Regions from separate parts of the Mus musculus genome. Here region 1 is linked to region 2. Evidence: chromatin loops called from intact Hi-C (ENCODE). Cell type or tissue: heart. All regions are shown on one strand. Links, peaks and the distances in the headings refer to the core of each region. The heading gives the core; the rest is flanking DNA.

Evidence for each region. Peaks named below come from ENCODE experiments on the same cell type or tissue, not always from the same donor. Only the 100,000 strongest peaks of a DNase experiment are listed, where the experiment ranks them.
Region 1: a loop joins it to region 2, with 2.1 times the contacts of the local background. A loop is called at or near these places in 1 of 42 quality-filtered maps.

Annotation. Positions count from the first base shown.
Region 1 is chr5:137,373,329-137,378,627 of GRCm38, reverse strand. Ephb4 (Eph receptor B4) reads right to left here. Exons shown (of 17, transcript NM_010144.6): 17 at 4,106-5,116. The coding sequence ends at 4,987. Among named protein-coding and RNA genes, the nearest start is that of Ephb4, 26 kb to the right of the region's middle. In heart, for the core only: CTCF peaks have their summits at 1,205 and 2,184 (motif pointing right); DNase peaks (open chromatin) are centred at 1,247, 2,247, 2,787, 4,877 and 2 weaker places; H3K4me3 peaks cover 692 bases.
Region 2 is chr5:137,313,200-137,318,563 of GRCm38, reverse strand. It overlaps Trip6 (thyroid hormone receptor interactor 6), which reads left to right and starts at 4,323. Exons shown (of 9, transcript NM_011639.3): 1 at 4,323-4,604; 2 at 4,856-4,983; 3 at 5,088-5,213. The coding sequence starts at 4,496. It overlaps Slc12a9 (solute carrier family 12 (potassium/chloride transporters), member 9), which reads left to right. Exons shown (of 14, transcript NM_031406.3): 14 at 2,727-4,006. The coding sequence ends at 3,613. In heart, for the core only: CTCF peaks have their summits at 2,823 (motif pointing right) and 4,196; DNase peaks (open chromatin) are centred at 3,083, 3,483, 4,253 and 5,003; H3K4me3 peaks cover 2,517 bases; H3K27ac peaks cover 2,349 bases.

The DNA of each region.
Region 1 (5,299 bases), core at 300-5,299, 60 kb before region 2:
TTGTGATTGTTATTGTGGGGGGATGGGCACGCGCCTGCCACTTGCGTGTCCTGAGAAGACAGTTTGTGTGAGTCACTTCCTTTCCTTTGTGGGACGTGGGGATTGAACTCAGGTCATTGGGCTTCACAGCAGATGCCTTCTTCACCAAGATACCTTGATAGACCCAGGCTTAATGTTTTTAGATATGAATTTCTCCCTGATTGTGGTGGAGACAGCTAGTCTGGGACCTAAAGAGAAAGAGAAAAGGGAGACAGATGTGTGTGGATCCCTGAAGGCTGAGTGCTGTGGAGGCAATGTCCCAGGGAGAGAACCTCAGGTTTCAGGAAGGAGAATGTCACGCATCGAAATCATCTCTGGTAGGGCACCAGCAATGGAAGACAGAAGAGGCAGGGAGGGAAGGTTCTGGAAGGAAGATGAGCTATATACCCCTCAAGACAGGAAAGACTGTTCCTCTGCACATCCTTTTTTAAGACAAGTTATTACGTAGCCGGGAATGACTCTGAACTCCTGATCCTCCTACCTCTGCCTGTTGAAATTACAGGTCTACATGTCTACACCCCATGGGTGCTAGGGGAAGATCCCAGGGTTCAGACACTGCCGTCTGCTGAGCCGATTCTCCAGCTCCTGTTGGGCATCTCCTTTACCCGTTTGAAAAAACATAACGTGTGTGCGTGTAGACATATGTGTTCATGTGTGTACATCATGTGTACAGACGTGACACCATCCTGCAAAGTCATGAACACATATGCTCCCCCAGACAGGGAACCAAGGATGAAGCAGAGTAGTGCCACCCCTGCGGTCCAGAGTTCTGGGATCGCTTGCAGGAATGTAGGGGAGTGGCTACGAACAGCCGGGAAGTGACCCCAAGGTAGCTGTGATGGCCTGAATGCTGGAGCCCTGGTGCTCGTGCTCGCTGCACAGCCTGCAGGCAGCTTGCCGGGTTGGCGGGGGGGGGGGGGGAGGTGAGGGGTGTCTCGGCTGGTCTGAGAGTGGTCTCGGCAGTCCTTGCTGTTCATATACGATTGGGAAGGAGAGGCTCAGGGCATTCGTTCTGTCGGTTTTAGGACTGAATCGTTTACTTCCTGGGCCTTAGGGAGCTTCCCTTAAGGGCATTCTGAATCATACTTTTGTTCCACTTACTTTATGTGTCTGTCTATAAGAGAGGGTGTCTGCCATCTGTGTGCACATGGCCACAGACGCCAGAAGAGAACGCTGGACTCCTGGGAACTGGAGTGACTGGCAGTTGTAAGCCGGCAACCAAACTCAGGTCCTCTGGGAGAGCAGCAGCAGGATGTGGCTCTCCAAGACAGGACGAACCCACTCGGAGGGAACTGTCATCTCGCAGGCACACGCTTCACTGTGCGCACTCTTGATGTAGTGGCCAGAGGACAGCCTCTGCCACCATTCCTCAGGTCCTTTCCGCCTTTTTTTTTTTTTTTTTTTTTTTTTTCCTCGAGACAGGGTTTCTCTGTTGTAGCCCTGGCTGTCCTGGAACTCACTCTGTAGACCAGGCTGGCCTCGAACTCAGAAATCCGCCTGCCTCTGCCTCTGCCTCCCAAGTGCTGGGATTAAAGGCGTGTGCCAGTGCCACCACTGCCCGGTCTCCCACTAGACTTTGACAAGGAGCTAGGCTGGCGGGTCAGCCAGTTTCCATGGAAACCGTCTCTCCCTCCCATATCTCCTCCACTGTCCTTGTGCTGTGCATCACTACATCGGGCCATTTACATGGGTTCTGGTCCTCATTAATGTGATGAACACTTTACCAAGAGAGCCATCTCTCCAGCACCCCAGTGGGCTTTCTTTTACATTTACTAATGCTCACACACATACGTAGAGGTCAGAAGACAGCAAGCAGGAGCCAGTGTTTCTTTACCATGCGGGGCTTAGGGACCAAGCTTATGTCACTTTTGGCAGCAAGCACTTGGACCTGCTGACATGTCACTGCTATGCCCCTACCCCAAGGTTCCCCCCCCCCCCCCGGAGACAGGGTTTCTCTGTGTAGTCCTGGCTGTCCTGGAACTCATTTTGTAGAGTTCAAACTCAGAAATCCGCCTGCCTCTGCCTCCCAAGTGCTGGGATTAAAGGCGTGCGCCACCAGTACCCGCCTCCAAGTTATTTTTTAAGGTGGCCTCAGTTTGCTGACCTGGAGCTCCCTGAGCTCTGAGAGGGCTTAGCCTGAATTCCTCCACTAGGGGGAAGCAAGGGCATTCTGGGTTTCCTGTTTCCGGTTGGGATTTTTCCAGAGGGTATCTATCCCTCATTCTTCGTTCCTTCAAAGAGCCCTTCAGGAGGTTGCTATGGGAACCGAGGGTGGAGTTACTGGCTTTAGGAGCCATTCTGACAACCAGGTAGAAGTGACCACCTGGTTCAGCCAAAGGAGGCCAAGGTGTATAATGGATCAGACTGTGAAGACCTCAAGAAACCAAGACTTGGCCAGAGTGCTTTGAGGCAGGGAGGACACAGGCCAGGGAGATATTATTAATCTGTGTGACAACTATACCTTTGGAGACCTTTCCTGAAGTCAGCCAAACTCAATATTATGGAAAGGGCCCAGGACAGGGGTGGGACATGCTCTGCAGGACCCTGGTTTCCCTCACTAGGACAGAAGGCACAGTGCCCCTCAGCAGGTTAACCTCCTGCCTAGAGCCCCATTTCTCCCCCTGGCCTCCATCTTTGTACTGCTTGGATGCTGTGACCTTCATCTTTCTTTCCCGTAGCAGCTCTCTGTGGAGGTCACTGTATCTAGCCAGGATGTCTGTTTGGCAGCGAAAGGCAGTTGGCTGGATTAGTGTCCCCTGGGACACTCCCCTTCCTGGTAGTAATGAGCCCCTCCCACCCTCCAGAGATATTAAATGTCACCCAGGGAGAGGAGACAAAGGACTTAGTGTGATTCATGCCATAATCCCAGAATTCCAGAGGCTGAGGCAGGAGGATAGTGAGTACCAAGGCTGGCCTGGGTTATTAGCAAGCCCTGGTTTACAAAATACAAGAAGGGGTATGGGTTCTGGCAGCTAGTTCAGTCAGCAAGCAAGCTCGAAGCTCCGCTGTTTGCAGCAGAGGAGGGGCCGGTGGGAATGGTAGTATGGGCTTACCCTTCTAGAACTGTGGAGGGAAGAAACAATTCCTAGGCCATGTGGCTGACCAGGCTAGCCCACATGGCCAGTTTTAGGGGAATGAGAGGACCTGCAGAGAATCAGTCTTTCTCACTTAATGTTCATGCATGAGCATGCACATTCGCGTGCGCACACACACACATTCGTGCAGGGGAAATGATAGCAACACTGCCTTGGGGCCAGTGTGTGAGGTTCTGCACCCCTCACATCCACTGCAGCTCAATCAGGCTAGCCTGCACTAACTGGCCCTTACAGGTGTCCCAATGGGAAGGCATACCCAGGAGCAGAGAGGGGGCCGAGAAAACAGTGGGGGAAGTGGAGAGGCTGGAATGGAGTATGGACCCTATCCTCCTTTTCCTTGTCTGGGAGAAGTTAGCAGCAGACTCATTGGAGCGGCTCCCCCTCCCCTTCCCAGGAGGCCAGGAAAACCTGCCTGGGCAGCATCTTGAATGGGGGAATTGTCCTGAGAGCTACCTGGCATAAGTACACAGATGTGAGGGCCCCCTTTCAGCCACTCCCCATCTTCCCCTCCCCTCACAGCCAATGCTGGCTCTCCCATTACCACCAAACCAACCCCAGCTATGGACATCCAGCCTAAGTTTGTGGGCACCTAACTGGGACCCCCCACCCACAGTCACCCGTGCCCCCTTATCCTTTTAAAGCAGTTCTAGGGCAGGACTATGGGCTACACGCTTGGCTTCTCTTATACAACCCCCTGCCAGAGCTAAGGAGACAGAGGAGGGGCAGAAGGTGTCTGCCCCACCCCGGAGGTGCCGGAGGCTCTTGGCAGGGGCAGCTGGAGCAGTTAGCACCAGCTGCCAGTGACTCACCTCCCACCAACCCAAACAAAACACCTTGGGGCTGAGAACCAACACCCAGCCCCTCCTCACACCATAATCCCAACCACCTGACCTGACCCTCCAAATCCACACTCCTAGGGGTCCCCTAGTCTCAGAAATCTGGTCAACCCCAGCTCCCAGTCACCCTCTGGACTGAGACATATCCCCCTTTTTTTTTTATTTATAAAAAAAAAAAAGTTTCTTTTTAAATATAATTTAAGAACCCCCTTCCAAGCACCGTTGTCTGCCTCTGTTGACCACCACCAACCTCCTGTCCCTTTTACAACATCACCCCCCTTCCCTCCACACAACACAGCTTGGGGGCACTTGGGGGGAGGAAAGGAAGAAGGAACTGTCTAAGGCTGTGGCATTTCCAAGGCACTGTTCTAGAACATATCGATGGGTCCTTGTTCCCAACAGGAGATAGTGGAACCAGGTGCCCTTTAACACACAAAATCTGGACAAGAAGGGGAGGGAGGGGGGAAGGAGGAAAAAATTAACAAAATAAAAAACAGTAAAACTTCAGAACCTTCAATATGAAGGCAGATGAGGGGAGGGGCATTTACAAGGGAAAAATGATTGCCTTTGGTGGTGACAGCAAGTCAGGACATCAAAACCCAATGATTACATCACCGGGTCCTGACAGCCCCTTCCTGCCTCCTGGGACGGCATTTTCCACTCCCAAGTTGGCAGGCTGGTCACCCTTTCTCTTTGGTCTGCAGGGACATGCCCGTTGAGGTGGAAGGCGCTTGGGGAGAGAGCCCTCTGGGAAGATGGGAGGTTAGAGACGTAGGGATGTTTCTTTGCCCAGTCTTGAGGGAAAGACTCACTCTGAGTTTGGGGTTCCCCGCCTGGAGGGCACATGTATGATCCCATATGGCACGGTTCCCCAAATCCTGGGTCTCTGACCCCCTCTGTTCAAAGTGCAATCCAATGGGAAGGCTGTGACGAGGGGGAGGGGCTCATCTTGTGAGTCCCCACCCAACTCTGCCCCCCGGAAAGAAGAATCTGCCACGGTGGTGAGTCCTTGGAGGTCAGAACTGCTGGGCTGGTCCCCCTGTCCCACCAGGGGCTCCTGGCTTAGCTTGGGACTTCATATGCTGCACACTGGCCAAGATTTTCTTCTGGTGTCCTGCCAGAGTGACTCCAATTCGGAGAAGGTCCCTGTGGAAAAACAGAAGGTTGGAGGAGTCCCGGGACCAGCCAAGCAGGGAGGCCACAGGAGGAGAAAGGCAAGAGTAATCACCAAACATTTACTGAGCGGCCTCCGTAGAAGAAGGAAAGAGAGAGTCCTCAGAGAGATTTTAGGGGGAAGAAGCTGCAGAGGTTGCCTTGGAGGAGAAAGAA
Region 2 (5,364 bases), core at 109-5,108:
CATACCCTGAGGGTGAGGGAGATGGCTGCACTGGAAAGGAAAAGGTGTGCCTGGGGGCGTGGCATACCAGGTACAGCTGTTGCTGTGTAAGTAGGAGTTGTGTTCGGGTCCCCAGCACCATGTCAAAGCCGGGCACCTCTGGGCACATCTAATTCCAGCATTGGCAAGAAGGCTCTTAGGGCCAGCCAGGCAATGAACGCCAGATTCTGTAAGACCCTGACTCAAAAAATAAGGTAGAGGGCTGGCATTTTTGGTACCCACATAAAGATAGGAGAGAACTGACCCCATAAAATTGTCCTTTAACCTGCACATGAATACCTTGGCATCCATACCCCCCTTTCATGCACAACACAAGATGATGATGGTGATGGTGATGGTGATGGTGATGATGAAGGTAGAGGCCAGGTATCAAGGCATACACTTTTAACCCCAACACTTGGGAGATATAGGCCAGCCAGGGATTCTCAGTGAGACCTTGTTTCAAAAAAGAAGGGAAAAAAACAATTAGAAGTTTTTTTTTTCTTTTAAATGGGGTGTCACTAAATTGTCTAGGCTGACTTTGAACTCATGATGCCCCTGCCTTAGCTGGTTGAGTGCTGGGATTATAGGCATGAGCTGCCATATCCTGAAAATGAAGTTTCTGAGGCAGTAGCTTGGTGGGTTGCGGTCCAGCCTGGGCAACATAATGAAAATCTGGTCTCATAAAAAAAATTTTTTTTAAAGTAAAAAAAGTAAATCTCCAGCGATTATGGTCGGGGATGTGAGAGGCCCTTGCTTTATCTACTACACCACTGGGACTTCTTGGACAGCCTTGAGTCATTGTGCTTGCTCCAAGCCTAGCTAGGAAGGTTGGAGACCGAACGTACGGCCTCTCATGTGGGCAGACATATTCAGCTTCGTGCCCAAGCCCTCTCAGGCCTGAGGCCAGTGACTTCATTGCGTGGGGCCTGAGGCTGGTTCCTTATCTCTAAAAGGGGCAGACTGAATAGTACTTATCTCATAGCGTTACCACAGGGTTCAAATGAGGTAAATGAACGCTTTCTCTAGGATGTGGCCTCTGATAAACAACAGACACTTTCTGCCTCCTCTGGGTACCAGCCTGCAGACTGCTGTCCCTGGAGCTTTGAAGGAAGCTGCAAAGACTAGAGATAGATCGTCCTGGCCTCCCTTTAGGGGCCTGGGAGGTCTTCCCTGGAGATTGACATCATGAACTTGAATGGCCAGGCTCTCTGCTTTTATTTCACTCAAGCCTGGTGATGCAGGCTGTAATCCCAGCTACTCAGGAGGCTGAGGCAGAGAGGGCTGCAAGTTCAGAGCCAGCCTGGGCTACAGAAGTCTCTTTTCCTCAGTAGAGGCTAACTTGAATCTCTGGGGTTTTGCTTGCTTGTTTTCTGGTTGAGACAGGGTCTAGCTCTGTAGTCTAGGCTGGCATCAAACTAAGAGCAATCCTCCTGCCTCAGCCTCTTGGTTGCTGGGATTATGGGCTGGAGCCATCATGCCTGGTTGAAATGGCTTCTCCTAACATGAAAAAGATGAGCTGCTTAGGGCCTGAGGTTGATAACAGCCAACCCTAGCACTAAAAGAACCCAGATCTGGGGCTGTAGCTCATTGGTAGATGTCTTTGTCAGGGTTTCCATTCCTGCACAAACATCATGACCAAGAAGCAAGTTGGGGAGGAAAGGGTTTATTCAGCTTACACGTCTACATTGCTGTTCATCAGTAAAGGAAGTCAGGACTGGAACTCAAGCAGGTCAGGAAGCAGGAGCTGATGCAGAAGCCATGGAGGGATGTTCTTTACTGGCTTGCTTCCCCTGGCTTGCTCAGCCTGCTCTTATAGAACCAAGACTACCAGCCCAGGGATGGCACCATCCACAAGGGGACCTCCCCACTTGATCACTAGTTGAGAAAATGTCTTACAGCTGGATCCCATGGAGGCATTTTCTCAGTTGAGACTCCTTTCTCTGGGAAAACTCCAGCTTGTGTCAAGTTGACATACAAAACCAGCCAGTACAGTAGAGCACTTAGGTCCCTAAGGTTCCTCTCAGCACTCCACAAATCCCAGCACTTAGGAGGAGGATGTAGGAAGATCAGAAGTTCAAGGTTATCTTCTGCCACTCAGAGTTCAAAGAAAGCCCAGGATGCCTGGGACCTTGTCTGGAAAACCAAAAACCTTGAGTGAGTGAGTGCCTTAAATCCCAGAGCTCAGAAGAGAGAGGCAAGTCGATTTCCATGAGTTTGTGCTTAGCTGGTTCTACACAGTGAGTTGCAGCCCAGTCAGAGCTACATCATGAAACCCTGCCTTAGAACGATAAAGCAAGAAAACAAGCAAGCCAACAGACAGACAGACAGACACCCCCCCAACCCTAAAGGAAATCTACGATGGGGCTTGGAATATAGCTGTTCTTAATCTTCTTGATCGATCTCGTAGCACTAGCTTTAATCTCCAGCATCTCTCCTCACAAGGGAAAAACATCCTAAAGGGAACTTTACCTATTTAAAGTGGAAGAGATGAGTCCTAGAGATAGTCAAATAAATGCCTGTGAAAGTGTTTAGCCAAAGCCAAATCATTGTGCAAACCTGTGTCTGATGTTTGCTGTAAGGGCTTCGGCCAAGGAGGATACCATACCTCATGGCTGACCTAAGTGTGAGTGGGCGCGTTTTATGTGGTGTAAACTCAGTCCTCAGTCTGATTTCTGTTCCTTCCTGCCTCCCTTCTCTGCTCCTAGGCGGCATGAAGCCCAACACATTGGTGCTGGGTTTTTACGACGATGCCCCACCCCAGGACCATTTTCTAACAGACCCAGCCTTCTCTGAACCTGCAGAGGGCACCAGAGAGGGCGGGTCGCCAGCCCTGAGCACGCTGTTCCCTCCACCTCGGGCTCCTGGGAGCCCCAGGGCTCTCAGTCCCCAAGACTACGTGGCCACGGTGGCAGATGCTCTCAAGATGAACAAGAATGTGGTTCTCGCACGAGCATGTGGGGCTTTGCCCCCGGAGCGGCTAAGCCGGGGGTCCAGTAGCAGCGCTCAGCTACATCATGTGGACGTGTGGCCCTTAAACCTGCTGAGGCCCCGGGGTGGACCTGGCTACGTGGACGTCTGTGGCCTTTTTCTGTTGCAGATGGCTACCATCTTAAGCATGGTGCCTGCCTGGCACAGTGCCCGGCTCCGGATCTTCCTGTGCTTGGGGCCCAGGGAGGCTCCTGGGGCAGCAGAGGGAAGGCTTCGGGCCCTGTTGAGTCAACTCAGGATCCGGGCAGAGGTGCAAGAGGTGGTGTGGGGTGAAGGGGCAGAGACTGGCGAGCCTGAGGAGGAGGAAGGGGACTTTGTGAATGGTGGTCGAGGAGACGAAGAGGCTGAGGCTCTAGCTTGCAGTGCCAATGCCCTGGTGCGAGCACAGCAGGGGCGAGGCACCGTAGGAGGCCCTGGGGGACCCGAAGGAAGGGATGGGGAGGAGGGACCCACCACAGCCCTTACCTTCCTGTACCTGCCTCGACCGCCTGCTGATCCTGCTCGCTACCCCAGATACCTGGCACTGCTGGAGACCCTGAGCCGTGATCTGGGTCCCACCCTTCTTATTCACGGGGTCACTCCGGTAACCTGCACTGATCTCTGATGCCTGTTCATACAGGGTTGGATAGAGCGGGCCCAGGCTCATTCTGAGCAATGGACGCCCCTCCCCCCGCCCCAAGTGGGCCCTGCCCTTTGGATGATGTGTTAAGGGGACCATGGTCTCCTTTGGGCGGGGGAACGGACATAGTACACTAATTCTAGGTGGCTGCCCCATTGTAGGGGAGGACATTGCGGCCCTGTCCCTGGTCTTCCTCCGCTTCCTTCACTGGTGCCTTGACCAGAGGGGCTGGCCTCTTCTGTGACTCTAGGCTACCTCAGTGTCCCCATCCTGGCCACAGACGCACCGCCTCCCTCTCCCCGACTTCCTTGGGTGGTGATGTTTGTGTTTTGTTTTATTTTTCTAACTACTGACCATAAATAAAAGACCGAAACACTATGGGCTGGTGGAGCACTGCTGGTGGGTAGGTGAGAGGCAGCCGGGTGGGAAGGGAGAGAACCGTGAGGGGGTGGAGACAGATGCGTTCAGAGCCTGGGCCGAGAGGCTGCCACGTGCAAGACTGGGGCAGGGATCCGAGAGAATTGCTGGGCCAGAGCCTCTCAGAGCGGCCTGCAGCCCACCCTGCAGCTTGGCTCCGGAGGAGGGCGGTCTTCTCTTAACAGGAGGGGGCCAGAGAGGGGAAGGATTGTAGAATAAGGCTTGGGGCCACGTGACCCTCCCCTGGAATGTGGTGACGTCAGGGGGCGTGGTCGTCTCCAAAATTGGGGAGGAAGGGAGGAAAAAAAGCCAGAAAAAGTTTCTTTGCGGGAGTCCCAAACGGGGCGTGGGACAGTAAGGGAGGGAAAGGGCCCAAGGCTCCGAGCTCCAGGCTCTGAGCTTGTGGGGACCCTGACCTCTGTCTGGAGTGGAGTAACCCTATTCCAGACCATGTCCGGGCCCACCTGGCTTCCCCCGAAGCAGCCAGAACCCTCCAGACTCCCTCAGGGGAGATCGCTGCCCAGAGGCGCCCTGGGCCCGCCAACGGCCCACGGAGCAAGTAAGTGTTCCTCTCTCACACACGCCGGAGTAGCAGAAGAGCCGCTGGCCACCTTCCTTCACCTTTTCTCCCTTGCCTGCCTGCTTCCTGCTGTCCCTTTCCCAAACCAGAGGCCCCAGCTCTTGTGCAACTTTCCCTGACTCTTGGTTGATTCCCAGACTCCCGGGAATGTGAAGAAGGAGAGCCACCCTTAGAAGGGCAGCTCTACCGAGGTACCCTTCTCCAGTCCCACCTCCTGTCTCTCCCTTTAGCACTCCAGCCTCACCCCAGGGTCAACTTTTGCCCCCTCCCGCCTGAACACTGTTATCAGCCTCCGGGGGTACCGGAAGATCGGGGGCCTACTTGGGTGGGATCCCATGGAACACCCCAGCGCCTGCAGGTGAGAAGTGGAGATGAGGGTAGGGTCTCTCAGGGTCAAGGTGAAAGAAGTCTAGGTCGGGGGTGTCATCAGCATTTGTTCTTCCTCCTTTCCCTCTGTCTCAGGGGCTCCCTCCAGACAGGGGGATCATCCGCCCTGGCAGTCTGGATGCTGAGATAGATTCGCTCACCAGCATGTTGGCTGATCTGGACGGGGGTCGCAGTCATGCACCTAGGCGGCCAGACAGACAGGTGACTTCCTGTGTTCTGTCTCTGCTTCCCCATCCTCAGCCAGTTCCCTGCCCTAGCTTCTCAGCCTCAGTCCACCCTCTTCACTGCCCACCTACCCTCTTTGCAACTAATAAACACCTGGTTCAAGGAATCACGCACTTCCTCCTTGGCA